Regions from separate parts of the Homo sapiens genome. Here region 1 is linked to region 2. Evidence: read pairs that join two places in POLR2A ChIA-PET (ENCODE). Cell type or tissue: IMR-90. All regions are shown on one strand.

Evidence for each region. ChIA-PET counts read pairs that join two places held together with the same protein. Peaks named below come from ENCODE experiments on the same cell type or tissue, not always from the same donor. Only the 100,000 strongest peaks of a DNase experiment are listed, where the experiment ranks them.
Region 1: POLR2A ChIA-PET joins it to region 2 with 10 read pairs; 3 of 35 experiments call an interaction of 5 or more read pairs at or near these places.

The regions. Positions count from the first base shown.
Region 1 is chr13:23,847,635-23,855,634 of GRCh38, forward strand. All of the region lies in intron 10 of MIPEP (mitochondrial intermediate peptidase), which reads right to left. Among named protein-coding and RNA genes, the nearest start is that of PCOTH, 37 kb to the right of the region's middle. In IMR-90, no CTCF peak of the experiment used is centred here; no DNase peak of the experiment used is centred here.
Region 2 is chr13:23,710,343-23,718,342 of GRCh38, forward strand. No RefSeq gene overlaps it. Among named protein-coding and RNA genes, the nearest start is that of TNFRSF19, 140 kb to the left of the region's middle. In IMR-90, a CTCF peak has its summit at 5,643 (motif pointing right); no DNase peak of the experiment used is centred here; H3K27ac peaks cover 898 bases.

The sequences.
Region 1 (8,000 bases), 140 kb after region 2:
GAGAGAGTAGGACTGGGGGAAGTTCGGCAGGAAAAAAATGAGATAGTACCACAGTCTCTCCAACTGTCACAGAAGGGTAATTATTTGTGTTGTAAGATAAGAGATATCTTAGCAGGTCTGCAGGCAAAGGGTTTGAAGCTAATACAAAGGAAGAGATGGTGATTGTGATAAAGTTAGAATAACTGGTGAAGCAAGATCTATAGTGGTTTGAGATAATATTATCTTATATTGTCTTGGTGCTTCACAATTTACAAAGCACTTTCACATCAAGAATCAAGAATCTCCTTATTCCTTACATGATTCTGTGAGACAGGTGGAGCAAGAATTATTACCAGAATTATTGTTCGTTTTACTTGAGGAATCTCAGGCTCAAAGAGGCTTGTGACAGTCTAAGGCAATCTGGAATACAAGAAAGAGCCCTGGGTTTGAAAATACTATTTCTCATTGGTTCCATGCTTTGAGCAAGTTACTTAGGTTTCTGAAGCTTCAGTTTCCTCACCAGTAAAGTAGAAATACTTTCCAGGCTCCATTAACAATTACAGAAACACATGCAATGAACCTGGCATGGTTCCTGGAGAAAAGCAGGCACACTGTAAATTATAGCCACTATTATTGCTGTTAGACAGAGACACGGACAGGGACAAGACTAAACCCAGCGGTTTCTACTTCTATTCCAGTTCCCTTCTTCTACTCCTATTCCAGTTCCCTTCTATTCCCCAAAGCTGACCTTACCTCTAAAAAGAAATGCAACACTGTGTCAAGAAGCTGTGTAGATGCAGTAAACTTTCATTAATCACCTGCCATGTGCCTGCATGACAACTCCTCAGTGTGGAAAGATGAACACATTGTAACAATAATGACGACCAATCCAAATGATCAGGGGCAGAGGAGCACTGCAAACAAGGCATTGGCTCAAAGATGAGGCTGTGGTCAGTTACACCTGGCAGAGGGGAGAAGCTGGGAATGGGAGGAACAGAGAGAACTACAAAGAAGAGGCAGCATCTGGAGCACACCTGGAAAGATGAGGCTCCTAGAAGAGGGGGAGGGCACTCAAAGGGGAAGAAAGAGGGCAGCAAAGGCCCAAGGGGATTCAAGCAAATGGGGCAGACAAGCTCAAGCAAGCACTAGTGCCTTAGTCCTCACTCAGCTGCCTCAGCCATCCAGAGCGAGACTACATGCCTCTCCACACCCTCAGTGACTCTCACCAAATGCAGGCTACTTCCTTCCTGAAGAAAAGCCAGAAGGAGAGAGGTCCAGAGAGGGTGGAAGAGATTCAAAAAGCTACAGGGTGTTTCCCGCAGCTCCAACCCACATCTGAGGGGCCCCAAGGAGCAGTCCCACATGACCAGCCAGTCAGGAGGGCGTGACTGCTGTGCTCTCAGCTCACGTCTTCAACACGGAGTGAAAAAACATGCACAGAGGGTGTTTGGGTGGTCACAGGCCCCAGTACAGCCCTCCACGCCAGGCTCATCATGTGGCTCCGCCTGCCTCCACAGAGCACTCCGAGGCTGAGGCCGACCTGTGAACAACCAACTGCACCATCTCCATCCACAGCTTCCTTATCTGCATAGATGCTACACATAAGAACATTTTCCTCTCTCATCTAGAGACCCAAGACAGTGGGAAAGCACCATGGGCAGCATATAGGACCTCACAGCACAGCAGAGCCACAACCAGCAGAGACAGAGCTTAGATGCATTTTGAGGATTTGGCTTCAGTGCCATCCCTGTCACCACCTCAGACTCTTCTACAGTTTTACAAGAATTTTATGACTATTTTTTGTAAAGAATTCCATGGATCTGGACCCAGAAGTAAGGGATCTCTAGAACCCTTTGATTCCTCTGAAGAAAGAAAGTGGAAGAAAATTGTGTTATCCACTACAGGTGACTGAATAAGTCCAATAAACACTCTGCTATTCTGGTTTATAATACGTTACATATGAGTTTACAGATTTTCAGCAAAGAACCAGAACATACCACTATCAACATGATACAATGGTATAATTAGGTCTTTTAAATTAAGAACAATAGAATTTAGTAATGTATCAAAATCTTCATCTAATCTTCATCCAACACTAATTATGATTGAAATGAGCACAGAAATATCAGTCAAGAAGAGACTTTCAACTGAAGAATTCATCATTGTAAACTGAATTTTAAAAAAGTCAATGGATCACTGTATTTATGAAGCACACTCTATGAGTCAGACTTATATTTCAACCTCTGACGCACCTGGAATTAAGGTAAAGAAAGAACTTGGATATTACGTCCAAACACCATGGCCTCAAACTTAGTGAAAATATAAAACACAATCAAGTACAGTCAGAGAATCCAGGTTGAAACACAGGTAAACACAGCTTCAGTCTCACCTTATTCTATTCAGTGAGTGAGAGCAAATGTGACAGAGAACATGTGCACCAAATGGCAAATGCCCACAGAGGCTTGTTACAGAATGAACAAGATGGCCTGCCGGAGGGCACGTGTGGGCGAGGAAAAAATGGACACCTGTAAAGGACACAGCACGTGACAGTACTGTCAGAGAAACTATTTTTAACTTTATCAAAAGCAAATGAAACTGTATTTTTGGCATCAGGAATGACTAAGTATAATTCTCATGTTATAGCTGGGTGACATTTTGAAATGCTGCCTTGAAAACCACAGGGAGAGCTACTGTTTTATTTGGTTACATAGAGAAGGTAGCAGTAAAGGAACTGAATGATACTGGAAACCTGTTTGCCCTTTAGGTAACTATATAGAACTGAAAAGACCTTTCCCCCTGTTCTATAAAGAATCCACCATTGCTAATTTGGTTCTGTCTTGACTTCTGAAGCTAGTGGCAAGAAAATTGCTCCAGTCAAACTTCCTGGCAACCAGGAAATAATTTTCATTAATGGTGCAGATCAGCAACACAGTTCACTGAAAACTGTGGTTAACAGAAATCAAAGCTAAAGAAAGACAGTACAATTCCATCATCATCCTAGGGATTAGGAAAGTAAACCAGTAGGCCTGACTTCAGTGAGAGATGACACCACACCAATGTGCCACTAGATGACAGAATTCTCGCCATAGAGGCTGGGGCCAAATCTCACTACAGCAAGGAGACCTCTATTGCAATGGTCTCTCATTCAGCTTAAGCTGTATCAAAATGTGAAATCAAACAGCCATGTCTAAAATTGAACAGTAGGAAAGAATAACCAAAAATAACACCTATGTGCTGCCTCTTGCTTTAGGAAGAACAGAATGGGAGTTGTGGAAATGTCGTGAGAGAGGATCCAGGTTAGCCCTGGAACAGGGAGGAATGAAAACCTAGTGAGAAGGAACAAGTGGCAGCAGCAAAAGGGAAATAGGCAGAGATTTTCTCCCCCAGAGCCTTGTGGAAAACGATGAAAGGAAAGTGGCCAGACAGCCATTTGCTTTGCCTAAGGAGCTTTTCCAAGCCTCTTTGAATTACTGAGTCCAGCAACAGACCCTATTCTCAGACCTCTCCCCAGGTTGCAGACACGACTGGCCCAGAACTGGAGAAATCACCACCCCTTTTCTGTCCTGCAGGGATGCAGCAAGTGGTTCAAACTCAACTGGGAATAATAAACACAGGTATTTTGAGTCTCACTCAACAAGCTCCTAAAAGACTGACTTTTCAGTGCAATTGGCCAAGTTATGACAGATTTGGCATCCCTCCAAAATGACTGTAATAGACTGAAACACAATGAATCAATGGAATTCCATTAGTTTATAATGACGCTTTACAAAGAGAAAGCCAGATAATACTCATTTGTCACTAGTTCAGAAAACTATTACAATAAATCCTTATTTTGAGAATTGGTAATTAAAAAGAATGACTGACTCAGATGAAGACTATCAATGGGTGTTAAAGCCACTGGGTAAATGACTGAGGAAAAACTGGACATTTCCATGTTGCTGGGAACACCACAGAGATCCCTTTCTAGCTGAGAGGGAAACCCTCATCGCAGACTGCAGAGATCCTGTCAGCATCAATCTACCTAGTGGTCCATCTTCACATCACCCTCTGTGGGCAACTGATATTTCATGTCTTTTTTTTAATTTTCTTTTTTTTTTAAGAGATGGAGTCTCACTCTGTTGCCCACGCTGGAGTACAGTGGCATGACCATAACTTGCTGCAGCCTTGAACTCCAGGATTCGAGTGATCCTCCCACCTGAGCCTCCAAGTCGCTGGGATTACAGACATGTGTCACCATGCTCAGCTATTTCACATCTTTTGATGTGATGTGACACAAAGTATACAACATCACCTATGGGTGTCCATGCCAAAAACGGGAAATGTTTAACAGTGAGTTATTATATGTAACATCCAGCTTACAGGAATGATAGGAAGAGAGGAACTAGTGAAATGATGCCACAAGGAAGCACACAGATAAATCCAGAAAGTTAGAAATTCTGTAGGACAAATGGCCTGGTCTCTTCAACAACTGTTGCTGATAATATGACAAAAAAGAGAGTAAGAAGAGCATGAGGCATGGGGAATTGCTCTAAAGTAAGAGACAGGAGACAGAAAAGCCAAGAGAATGTGGAGGCTTTGTTGGAGTCCTAATTCTAACAAGCTAACGGGGAAAAAAGCTGATTTGATACTACCAAGGAAATACGAATATAGACTAGATATTAAATGATGCCAACAAATTGCTATTAAATTTTTATTAGGTAATAATGATACAAGAGTTATGTAAGAAGATGTTCATCCTTTTCAAAAGTACATAATAAACGTATAAGACTGAGATGACATGAGGGCTAGGATTTCCTTTAAAGTAATCACAAGCCAGGTAACAACACTTCTGTCAGCAATGAACCACATATGCTACAGTGGGTGGTCCCTTGAGATGATAATGGAACTGAAAAATTTCTATCACCTAGTAACATTGTAGCTGTCATGTCAGAGTACAAGGCATTACTCACAGGTTTGTGGTGATGCTGGTGTAAACAAAACTACTGTGCCGCCAGTCATATGAAAGCCTAACACACACAATTAGGTACAGTACACAACACTTAATAAATGACCATATTACTGATTCATGTATTAACTACACTATACTTTCTATCACTATTTTGGTGTACTCCTTCTAAGTTAACTGTGAAACAGCCTCAGGCCGGTCCTTCAGGAGGGATTCCAGAAGAAGGCATTGTTATCACAGGGGATGGCAGCTCCATGCCTGTTATTTCCCTTGCAGACCTTCTAGTAGGACAAGATGTGGAGGTGGAAGACAGTGATGTTGATGATTCTGACCCTGTGTAAGCCTTGGCTAATGTGTATGTTTGTGTCTTGGTTTATAACAAAAAAATTTAAAAAGTACAAAAAAAATTTTTAATAGAAAAAAGTTTATAGAGTAAGGATTAAAAAAAGAGAAAATATTGTTGTTCATCTATACAATGTGCTTGTGTTTCAAGCTAAATATTATTACAAAAGTATCAAAAAGTTTTTAAAAACTAAAAAGTTTATAAGGTAAAAAAAGTTACAGGAAGCAAAAGTTAATTTATTATTGAAGAAAGAACCATATCTTTCTATAAATTTAGTGTAGCCTAAGTGTACAGTGTCTATAAAGTCAATAATGGTGTACGGTAATGTCCTAGGCCTTCACACTCACCACCACTCACTCACAGACTCACCCAGAGCAACTTCCAGTCCTGCAAGCTCCATTTGTGGTAAGAGCCCTATACAGGTATACCATTTTTTATCTTTTATACCTATTTTCACCATACCTTTTCCATGTTTAGATGCATATATACTTATCATGTGTTGCAGCTGCCTACAGTTTTCAGTATGGTAACATTCTGTGCAGGTTTGTAGCCTAGGAGCGACAGGCTATACCAGAGAGCATAGGCGTGTGTGTAGGCTATACCCTTAGGTTTGTGTAAGTGCACTCTAAGATCATACAATGACAAAAGTGCCTAACGATGCTTTTTTTTTTTTTTCTGAGACAAAGTCTCACTCTGTTGCCCAAACTGGAGTGCAGTGTCATTATCTCTGCTTACTGCAACCTCCACCTCCCGGGTTCAAGCAATTCTCCTGCCTCAGCCTCCCAAGTAGCTGGGACTACAGGCACTTGCCGCCATGCCCGGCTAATTTTTTGTTGTTGTATTTTTAGTAGAGACAGGGTTTCACTATGTTGGCCAGGCTGGTCTTGAACTCCTGACCTCGTGATCCACCCGCCTCAGCCTCCCAAAGTGCTGGGATTACAGGCATGAGCCACTGTGCCCAGCCCACGATGCATTTCTCAGAATGTATCCCTGTCATTAAGTGGCACATGACTGTACATTAGTAATGAGAAAAGAGAAAGGAAGGAAAGCAGGGAGGGAAGGAAGAAGGAAAAGAAGAGCAAAGAAAGAAGAAAACTGAAAAAAGAGACAAATGAAGCAAACATAGAAAAATCTTGGTAATTGGCCAGGCGCGGTGGCTCACGCCTGTAATCCCAGCACTTTGGGAGGCCGAGGTGGGCGGATCACAAGTTCAGCAGATCGAGATCATCCTGGCTAACACGGTGAAACCTCGTCTCTACTAAAAATACAAAAAATTAGCCAGGCTAATTTTTTTTTTTTTTTTTTTTGTAGAATCTGGGAGATCAATATGCAGAGGTTACTTATATTGCTCTACTTCTGTTTGTTTAATTCATTTTTTTCTTAAACAATTTTTTCTTTGTTCTTTTTCTTTTGACTGAGCCATCCATTTCCTATTTGTTTATTTTGAAAGTTTTCATAATAAAGGTTAATTTTTAAAAATTTAAAACTACCAAGATCACTAATCCTATACTAACAAAGCATGAGATTTCTCACATCAAAAAAAAAGTCCTTCTGTGAGAGCCCATTTTTTGAATAGTTTAAAACACAAAACATCTGTATTTCATTATGTGAATGCGCTTGAGATTTTAAGAATATATCTTAGCAAGGAATAGACAATACTGAATTCCCTTTCCCAGTGATATCCTAATTTAAAAATAGCACCAAAATTGGCAGGGTGTGGTGGCTCATGCCTGTAATCCCAGCACTTTGGGAGGCTGAGGCAGGCGGATCACTTGAGGCTAGGAATCTGAGATCAGCCTGGCCAAAACGGTGAAACTCTGTCTCTACTAAAAATACAAAAATTAGCTGGGTGTGGTGGTGCATGCCTGTAATCCCTGCTACTCGGGAGGCTGAGGCAGGAGAATCACTTGAACCCAGGAGGCAGAGGTTGCAGCGAGCTGAGATCACGTCACTGCACTCCAGCCTGGGCAACAGAGGAAGATTCTGTCTCAAAAAAAAAGAAAAAAAAACAATAAACAAACAAACAAACAAAAATAGCACCAAAATAAATGAAATACTGAAACTCATTACTCACAGAAAAGAAATAGTGTTTCCAAAGCATCAAAAACAAAATCCAAACACTGGAAGGATACATTAAACAACTTAAAAGTGGTGACTTCTGGGGCAGAGGTAGAGATGAGTATTCTCAATTAATACTTCTTAACATTGTTGATTTTTTGAGCCATGTGAATGTATTGCCTAATCAAAAATAAAATTTAATTTCAAATAAAATAATTTATTTTTGTATCTGAAAGACGTAATGTTACTCTTCCATGAAGAATCTTACAATAAAGCTTTAAAAAGGAAAAATGAGCTGCTCTTTAAGACTTGCTGACAGTCACTTATACTACTACGGTATTTTCCAGGATCAACCTTTGGCACTTTTAAAACATGTTAATTTCTCCTCCTGCTTCTAAACAGGTTCTTTTCTTTAGATGAACATTAAAAACTTGAAATAAATCTGAGGTATTTAACATAAAAGCAAAAGACTCCCTGAGGTTAACTTGAAAAAAAGGCTCGAATCAAGGAAAGCCCCTTCTATATTTCATTTTGTGTCAAGCCACACATTTAAGTCTTTACTTGAAAGGTGATGAATTTAACAAGGATTTAGAAATCTTCACTTTGTTCCACTCTTCTAACCCCAAACCCAACCTATGATATTTTTCCTTTCTTTTCTCATCCATTACCTGTGCG
Region 2 (8,000 bases):
TGTATATATCTATATACATATGTGTGTATGTGTATATATCTATATACATATGTGTGTATACGTATATACATGTGTGTATATATGTATATGCATGTATTTGTGTATATATATGTATATATATGATTTACAGACAGGTTTCCATGGCAAACAAGAGCAGATGAAACAAGTCCAAGAGAAATGTAAACAGAAAAGACAAGTCTCAGCCAATCTCTGATGAAACAGGAATACAAACTACCCAAAGGCAACTATTTCAATCATCACAACTAAAATCCCTGAAACATGATGAGAACTACCAACTGAATTAAGACAGTGCACTTTTTTATGAATGTAATAGTCACAGGTTCATGAGACTCTAATGACACAAGGGCAGTCACTTTCTACATACAAATGTATCTCCTTGTTTAATGGTCTAGACAAGTGTTACTGCTTTAATTCATGGCCTTACAAAAAAAATTTGTATATCTTCTTCTGAATCTTGACATTTTCTGTAACCTTGGTAGCTAAGTGCTGACAATTATCTAAATGCAAACAGTTGTTGCAAAAGGATGAAATTAGTAATGATGGGTCCACTGCAGAGAGGCAAAATATAGGTTCATGAAGATTCACAACAGCAATAGGTCTAAAGCTGCCAGTCCCTTTCATGTAAAAAGACAGAAACACACACACAGACACATATATTCATACACATTAACAGACAGTGCAGACATGAAAGAGGTTATTTTCATTCATCCACAGCAAAGGCAGAGCTCTGACTTTTCCTGGTGCACAGCAGTCAATAAATGCTCACTGAATGGAAAAATAGTGCCAAATCCAAAGTTACAAAACCTATTGATGTTTAGTAGTGATTATGCCAATAAAACTGCATCATTTCGACTGAAGGGAATATGGGTGAGTTTTTCTACCATTCTTAGTAATGAGAAGCCATTCTGGGTATCTTAGTGCTAGAATTAGAATAATTTCTTGTTTCACAATTTCCTGTCTCTCAATAATTCCTCCTTTCCCAATCAATCTACGAAGATAAATTCAGGTCATTTAGGGTCCTACAAGACTGTTACAGGAAAGCATAAATATACTCCAATGTATGTATACCATCATAATTTGAATATATATAGAAAAAACAAAATTTGATAGTCCCCCTCTGGCTTGGCTTTCCCCATGCCTCTCATTAGTCATAATTGAATAGTCATTTTATTTATAGCCATAGACTTAGCAAAGACGTCAAAGTGAAACAAATCTAGTCAGGTGTGGTGGCTTAGGCCTGAAATCCCAGGCACCTTGGAGGCTGAGCTAGAAGGATTGCTTGGGCCCAGGAGTTCGAGACCAGCCTGGACAATATAGCAAGACCTGTCTCTAACAAAAAAATAAAATATTAGCCAGGTTTGATGACTCACAAATGTAGTTCTATCTACTCAGAAGGCTGAGATGGGAGGAAAAGTTGAGCCAAGGAATTCGAGGCTTCAGTGAGGTATGATTTCACCACTTTATTCCAGTTTAGGTTACAGAGGAAGACCTTGTCTTAAAAAAAAAAAAAAAAAAAAAAAAAAAAGAAGGCCAGGCATGGTGGCTCACACCTGTAATCCCAGCACTTTGGGAGGCTGAGGTGGATGGATCACTGGACATCAGGAGTTTGAAACCAGCCTGGCCAACATGGTGAAACCCTGCATCCCCAAAACACAAAAAGAAGCCAGGCCACCATGATGGCGGTGTAATCCCAGCTACTTGGGAGGCTGAGGAAGGAGAATCGCTTGAACCTGAGGGGGTGGGGTTGGGGGTGGAGGCTGCAATGAGCTAAGATAGCACCACTGCACTCCAGCCTGGGCAACAAAGTGAGACTCCATTTAAAAAAAAACACATACAATCATTTCAGTAGATGATGAAAACAATAAAATTCAACATACCTTTATGATAAAAACTCAACAAAATGTGCAAGAAGGAACATATCTCAGCATAATAAAGGCCATATATGATAAACCCACAGCTAACATCATGATCAATGCAGAAAGGTTAAAAGCTCTTCCTCTAAGATCCGGAATAAGTGTGGTTACTTTTGCCACTTTTATTCATCATAGTACTGGAAGTCCTAGCTACAGCAATTAGACAGGAAAATGCAATAAAAGGCATCCAAATTGGAAGAAAAGGAAGTCAAATTGTCTCTGTTTGCAGCTGATATGATCATATATAAAGAACCCTAAAAATTCCACCAAAAAACCTACTAGATAAATTTAGTAAAGTTGCAAGATACAATATCAACATACAAAAATGAGTAGCACACCCATGCACCAACAGTGAAATACCTATGAAAGAAATCAAGAAAGCTATTTCATTACAAAAAAATGATACCTAGGGACAAACAACCAAAAAGGTGAAAGATCCCACAATGAAAACCATAAAACATAGATGAAAGATATTAAAGCAGACACAAGTAAATGGAAAGATATCCCATGTTCATGCACTAGAAGAATATTGTTAAAATACCTATATCACCCAGTGTGATCTACAGGATCAATGCAACCCATGTTAAATTACAAAAGACATTCTTCACAGAAATAGAAAAAAAACCTAAAATTCACACAGAAATGCAACATACCTCAGAGAGATAAAAGAATCTTGAATAAAAAGAAAAAAGCTGGAGGCATCACACTACCTGATTTCAAAATATACTACAAATGTATAGTAACCAAAACAGCATGGTACTGCAAAAAAAAAAAAAAAAAAAAAAAAAAAAAAAAAGAGTGAGGGAGCAACAGACAGACATAGACAAATGACAGACAGACAACAGAATAGAGAACTCAAAAATAAATTCACACATTTACAGTCAACTCATTTTTAACAAAGGCACCAGGAACACACATTTGGGAAGGACAATCTCTTCAATAAACTGTGCTAGGAAAACCCAACACCCACATGTACAAGAATCAATCTAGACTGTTATCTTACCATATACAAAAATCAACTCAAAATAAAGATAATTTCAGTGTAGGCCCTGAAACTATGAGACTACTAGAAAATAAAAAATAAGATAAATGCTTCATGAAATTGATTAGGACAAGGAATTTTTAAATAGACATCAAAAGCACAAGCAACAAAAGCAAAAATAGACAAATGGAATTGCATTAAACTTAGAAGCTTCTGCAAAGCAGAGGAAGCAATCAGTAGAATGAAGAAACAATCTAGAGAATGGAAGAAAGTATTTGCAAGCTATGCATCAGGCAAGGGGTTAATACACACAATAGATAAAGAACACAAACTACTCAAAAGCAAAAATACATATAACCCGATTTAAAAATCAGAAAAAGATCTACCCAAAACCTTTGTCCCCCACCATTATTTCCCCACTTTCTTTTTCTGACAGCCTTCAGTTCTCTCCTTGTCATCAGCCTTTTTCTTCATGTACCCCAAAACTTTTTCCCCACCGTCTTTTTGCAAAGCCTTCTCTACTCCCCCATTCACCATACTTTTTCCCCATCCATCTACCCAAAAACTTTTCCCCACGTTTTTCCCCACCATCATTTCCCACTCTTCTGGGCAACCTTGTTTTTCTCTCTCCTGCTCTCATCACCCTCTTTTGCTCCTCCATCTACCCAAAAACATTTCCCCCATCTTTTCCCAAAGCCTTCTCCCGACTCCTGCTTCTCACCACCCTCTTTTCCCCCTCCATCTTCCCAAACACTGTTTTCCCCACGTCTTTCCCCCTCTCCTTGCCACCCTCTTTCCCTTCTCCATCTATTCAAAAACATTTCCCCACTGTCTTTTTGCAAAGCCTTCTCCCAACTCCTGCTCACCATCCTCTTTTCCTCTCCATCTACCCACCCAATTTTTCCCATCTTTTTACAAAGCCTCCCCCCAACCCTGACTTCCCACTCGCCATCTTCTTTCCCCTAACCTGCTTGTCACCCTCTTTTCCCTGTCCATCTGCCCAAAAACTTTTTCCTCACCATCTTTTCTTTCTCCACGGTCTTTCTTTTCCTGCCCACCATCTTTTTGCAAAACCTTGTCTCCCTCCAGCTTGCCAACCTCTTTTTTCTTCTCCTGCTTGCCATCCTCTTTTCCCCCTCTATCTACCCAAAAACTTTTCTCCCCACTGTCTTTTCTCCATATCATCTTTTTGCAAAACCTTCTCTCCCTCCTGCTCACCACCCTCTCTTCCCCCTCCCTCTCAGCACCCTCTCTTCTCCTCCCACTTGCCACCCTCTTTCTTGCCCTCCATCTACCCACAATGTTTTTCCCCACTGCCTTTCTTTTCTTCCCACAGTGTTTTTCCCCACCATCTTTGCAAACCTTCTCCCCCTCCTGTTTGTCTCCCTGTTTTTCCGCCTCCATCTACCCACTTTTTTCCACCATCTTTTCCCCACCATCTTTTTGCAACTCCTTCTTCTGCTCGCCCCGCCATCCACTTTTCCCTTTGGCACTCACCACCCTCTTTACTCCTCCATCTACCCCAAAACTATTTCCTTCCTCCTACCACTCCAGCTGGCTGCAGTCTCCGTTGCTGCCACCAACCACAGCGATGTGAGCCACAGTGGCACAGGCTGCAGCATCCAGCGTGTAGCAGGTGGCTTCTCCCTCTGGTCCTCTAAGCTGGGAACAGAGCAGCTGGTCAGGAAGACACAGAAGAGCCTTAAATGGGCTGATTTCAGCATCATTTATATACAGATGTTATGCAAATGAGGTTTCTGGACTACATGTTCTGATTGGATGAGAGCAAGCCTGAGGACAACCAATTAGATCATGAAAATAAAGTCCAATCAGAGTAGGTCTAGAGGTTTACTCTCATCCAATCCAAATTTGGAGACCAGGAACCACATTCCCATAACCTCAGTATATAAGGTATGCTGAGGAGGCCTCAAGCCATTCCAGGCTCTTCTGTGCCTGTGGGACTACATTCTCTGTGCCGGGCTTAGAGAACACGAAGAGGGAGCCATCTGCCACACTCTGGAGGCTGAAGCCTGCACCAGTGCTGCTCGCCTCACTGTGGTAGGTGGTGGTGATGGAAACTGCAGATCGGCCAGAGTGGTAGAAAAGTTGCTGCAGGGTAGGTATGCTCTCTGGGGCAACCGCAGACTGCGGTTGGGTGTGCTGTTAGGGCTGCACTGCCCATGGCTGCACTGTGCATGGTAAGGGGGGCTGGTTTGGGGTGCTATCCGGGTTTGCATTGCAGGCGGTGGGGCCAGCTGCGGTATGGCGGTGGCGGGGGGTGGTTACACTGCCAGAGGCTACACTGCCCGAGCCAGGAGGCGGGTTATGTCCGCTATTGTGGACTGCTGGCGGCAGGGTGATGGGTTGGGTTGGGTGAGCTATCCGAGGCTAGAATACTGGCGGGGGTGGGGGGGGGCAGTTTGGGGGCACTGACAGGGGTGTGGGGCATTCGTTATCAGGCAGCTCAGGGCTGGCTGGGGGCACTATACGGGGCCATGGAGGGTAGCAAGTTGGGGGTGCTATCTGGGACTGCACTGCCTGTGCCAGGGAGGGCACGGTTTGAAGCCCTACGATGTGCTGGAATGCCTGTGGCAGGGATGGGTCGGGGGCCCTATCAGGGGCTGCACTGCTGGTGGCTGTGGGCAGCAGAGGTGGCAGCGAATAGTGGTGGCCTCCAAAGAAGGGGCTGTTCTCCTCTTCCTGGACTCCAGACTCTAGAGGGCGACAACGTCCTGCTCCTGGTGGAGCTCCGCAGGCGCACAGCATTTCCTCAGGAATCCTGAACACAGCAGGGCCCCCACACCACCGTGGTTCCCTGGCCTGAGCCCTCTCACTCTGTGTTGTGGAGACCACCTGGGACCCCTGGGCACGGAGTAGCAGATACCATGGGGAGAGAGGGCCCTGTAGGCTGAGGCATTGGGAACGGGCACTTGGGTGGAGAGGGTTGGCTGGGTCTCAGTTTCTGCTGCTCCCACCCTCCGAGGAAGGTATCCCCTGTCCCCCGGGGTTCCTGTGGAGTGGGGAGCCGGGCACTGCCATGTCTCCAGTCCCCACCCCAGGCCCCAGTTCCTGGCCGCTTAGACCAAAAGGAGAGGCTGGACTTTGGAGGGAGGGTGCGAGTGCCTTCACTGAAACTGGCCAGTGGCGGGCATGACAAGGTGAGGCTCTAACTCTACCACCTCCTCCATCCTGTTCTAGGTTTTTCTGGCTTTGCCTGCCCAGCTGCTCCATGCCTGGCTAGAGGAGAAGGAGGAGCCACATGTGGTACACTGGAGGCTGGAGCCTGCAGATGGCATGGCTCTGCGGCTCACCTTGCTGCAGTTGGTGGTGGTGACAGAGACTGCAGCTTGACTGTAGTGGTAAGAGGATGCCTGTGGCAGCCAGATGATAGGGGCCTTATAGGGTGGGCCAGTGCATTGAGGGTGACAGCAGAGGTGGTTGTATTGGCATCAGTGCTAGTGGTGGCAGCAGCAGCAAGTCTGGGAAAAGAAAAGATGAAAAAGAAAAATTCACAACTGCCAGATCTTCTCCTGTCTGGAAGTGTTGTGTGTGCTGCCAGTACAGGACACCCGTGGGCCACTGGAGGGGGAATTCAAGACCTTTTCTATGGTGTTTAAAGACAAGGGCGAGTTGTAGGTGGGAACCAAAGTCAAACAAACAGGTGGGGAGGAGAGCTGGGTACTCCCTTTCCCTGACTCAGCCTTTTATTGATGAAGGCAGGGATGGGATGGGGAGAGCTCACCTGGCAAAGACTCCACACAGGTGTGCAGCACACCCTGATGGGGCCAGAAAATGTCACTGTGAGCCCTAGGGGTGAAAGACACAGTGATGGGCTGCTGGGCAACTACCAAGTGTAGAGATCCTGAGTGCCCAGAGAGTTACCAACCACTTCCCTTCCCTGTGCAGATCAGTGGAGGCAGATACATACACAAAATGGGAAGGGGAAAGAAAACGGCTTTCAGATCTCCCCACCATAGAGACTATAAGATTATTCCAGAATGGCCACAATTTTTTCACTGCCCACTCTGGGCCAAACAGTGTCCATACACTACGTCATTCTTATGAGGGTTACTTAGTTCCATTTTATGATGAGGACATTTAGGCTCAACTTGTCCCAGGTCACATAACTGTTAAGTAATTGTATTTTCCAAGAATGATCCTCTTTCAACCTCACGATGATGCTTCCATGGTTGGAAAATAAAATTATTCACAAAAGTGAAAGTACTAGGGGCAGCTGCAGGGCTACAGGCCTTTGAAGACATTGCTCAGTCTCTTCAGATAGTTTCTTTCACATGTTCTATACCTTGGTTCCCCAAAACAACTCCTCCATTAAGACTGCTCAAAATTGAAATAACACTGTGGCACAGATGTTTTGCCCATCAAATTCACAAAGATCAAAAAGGAAGGACTGAATAGGCAGAGTGGGTATGTGTTAAGAAAACATGTTCTCATACACTGTACTACTTGTGGCAATATAAACTGATAAAACTTTGTAGAGGGAAATATGGCCAAGTGAGTCAAAAGTTTTAAACCTGTTAATATCATTTGGCTCAGAAATTCTACTTGTAGGGATTTATCTTAAGGAAATTTTCACAAATGTACACAAAGATTAATTACAAAGATGTTTAGCTTCAATGTTGTTTGGAAACTAACATAACGTGCAATAGAGGCCTGGTGAACTGAGTACTGGGACCTTCACACTGCACAGGGGAGCAAGAACCTCTTCTCTTGCCTCTGCTTTGTGGGATTTTCCAAAATCCTCCTGGCTTCTTTTCCCTTCCCTTCCTTCTTCCCAGAGCAGGGGCCAGCTTTACCTCAGTTGGTAGGTCACACACATTGGGTGGAGATGGTCAAAGGTCCTCTGCTTGGACAAGTTGCTCCCTGTCTTCATTCCTCTGGCCAAGGCCAGTGTTAGGTGGGGACTGGTGAGCTGTCTGGCCCCACAGGGCTAAGCTTTCCTTTAGGTGGGTTTATCCCACTTCTCAACAGTCTAACAAAGAACAGATTCCACAAGCCCACTTCGTCTCTTGCTGCAAGCTATGCCTTCCGATTCTGCCTTCATTAGAAATAAGGGTGATATTTTG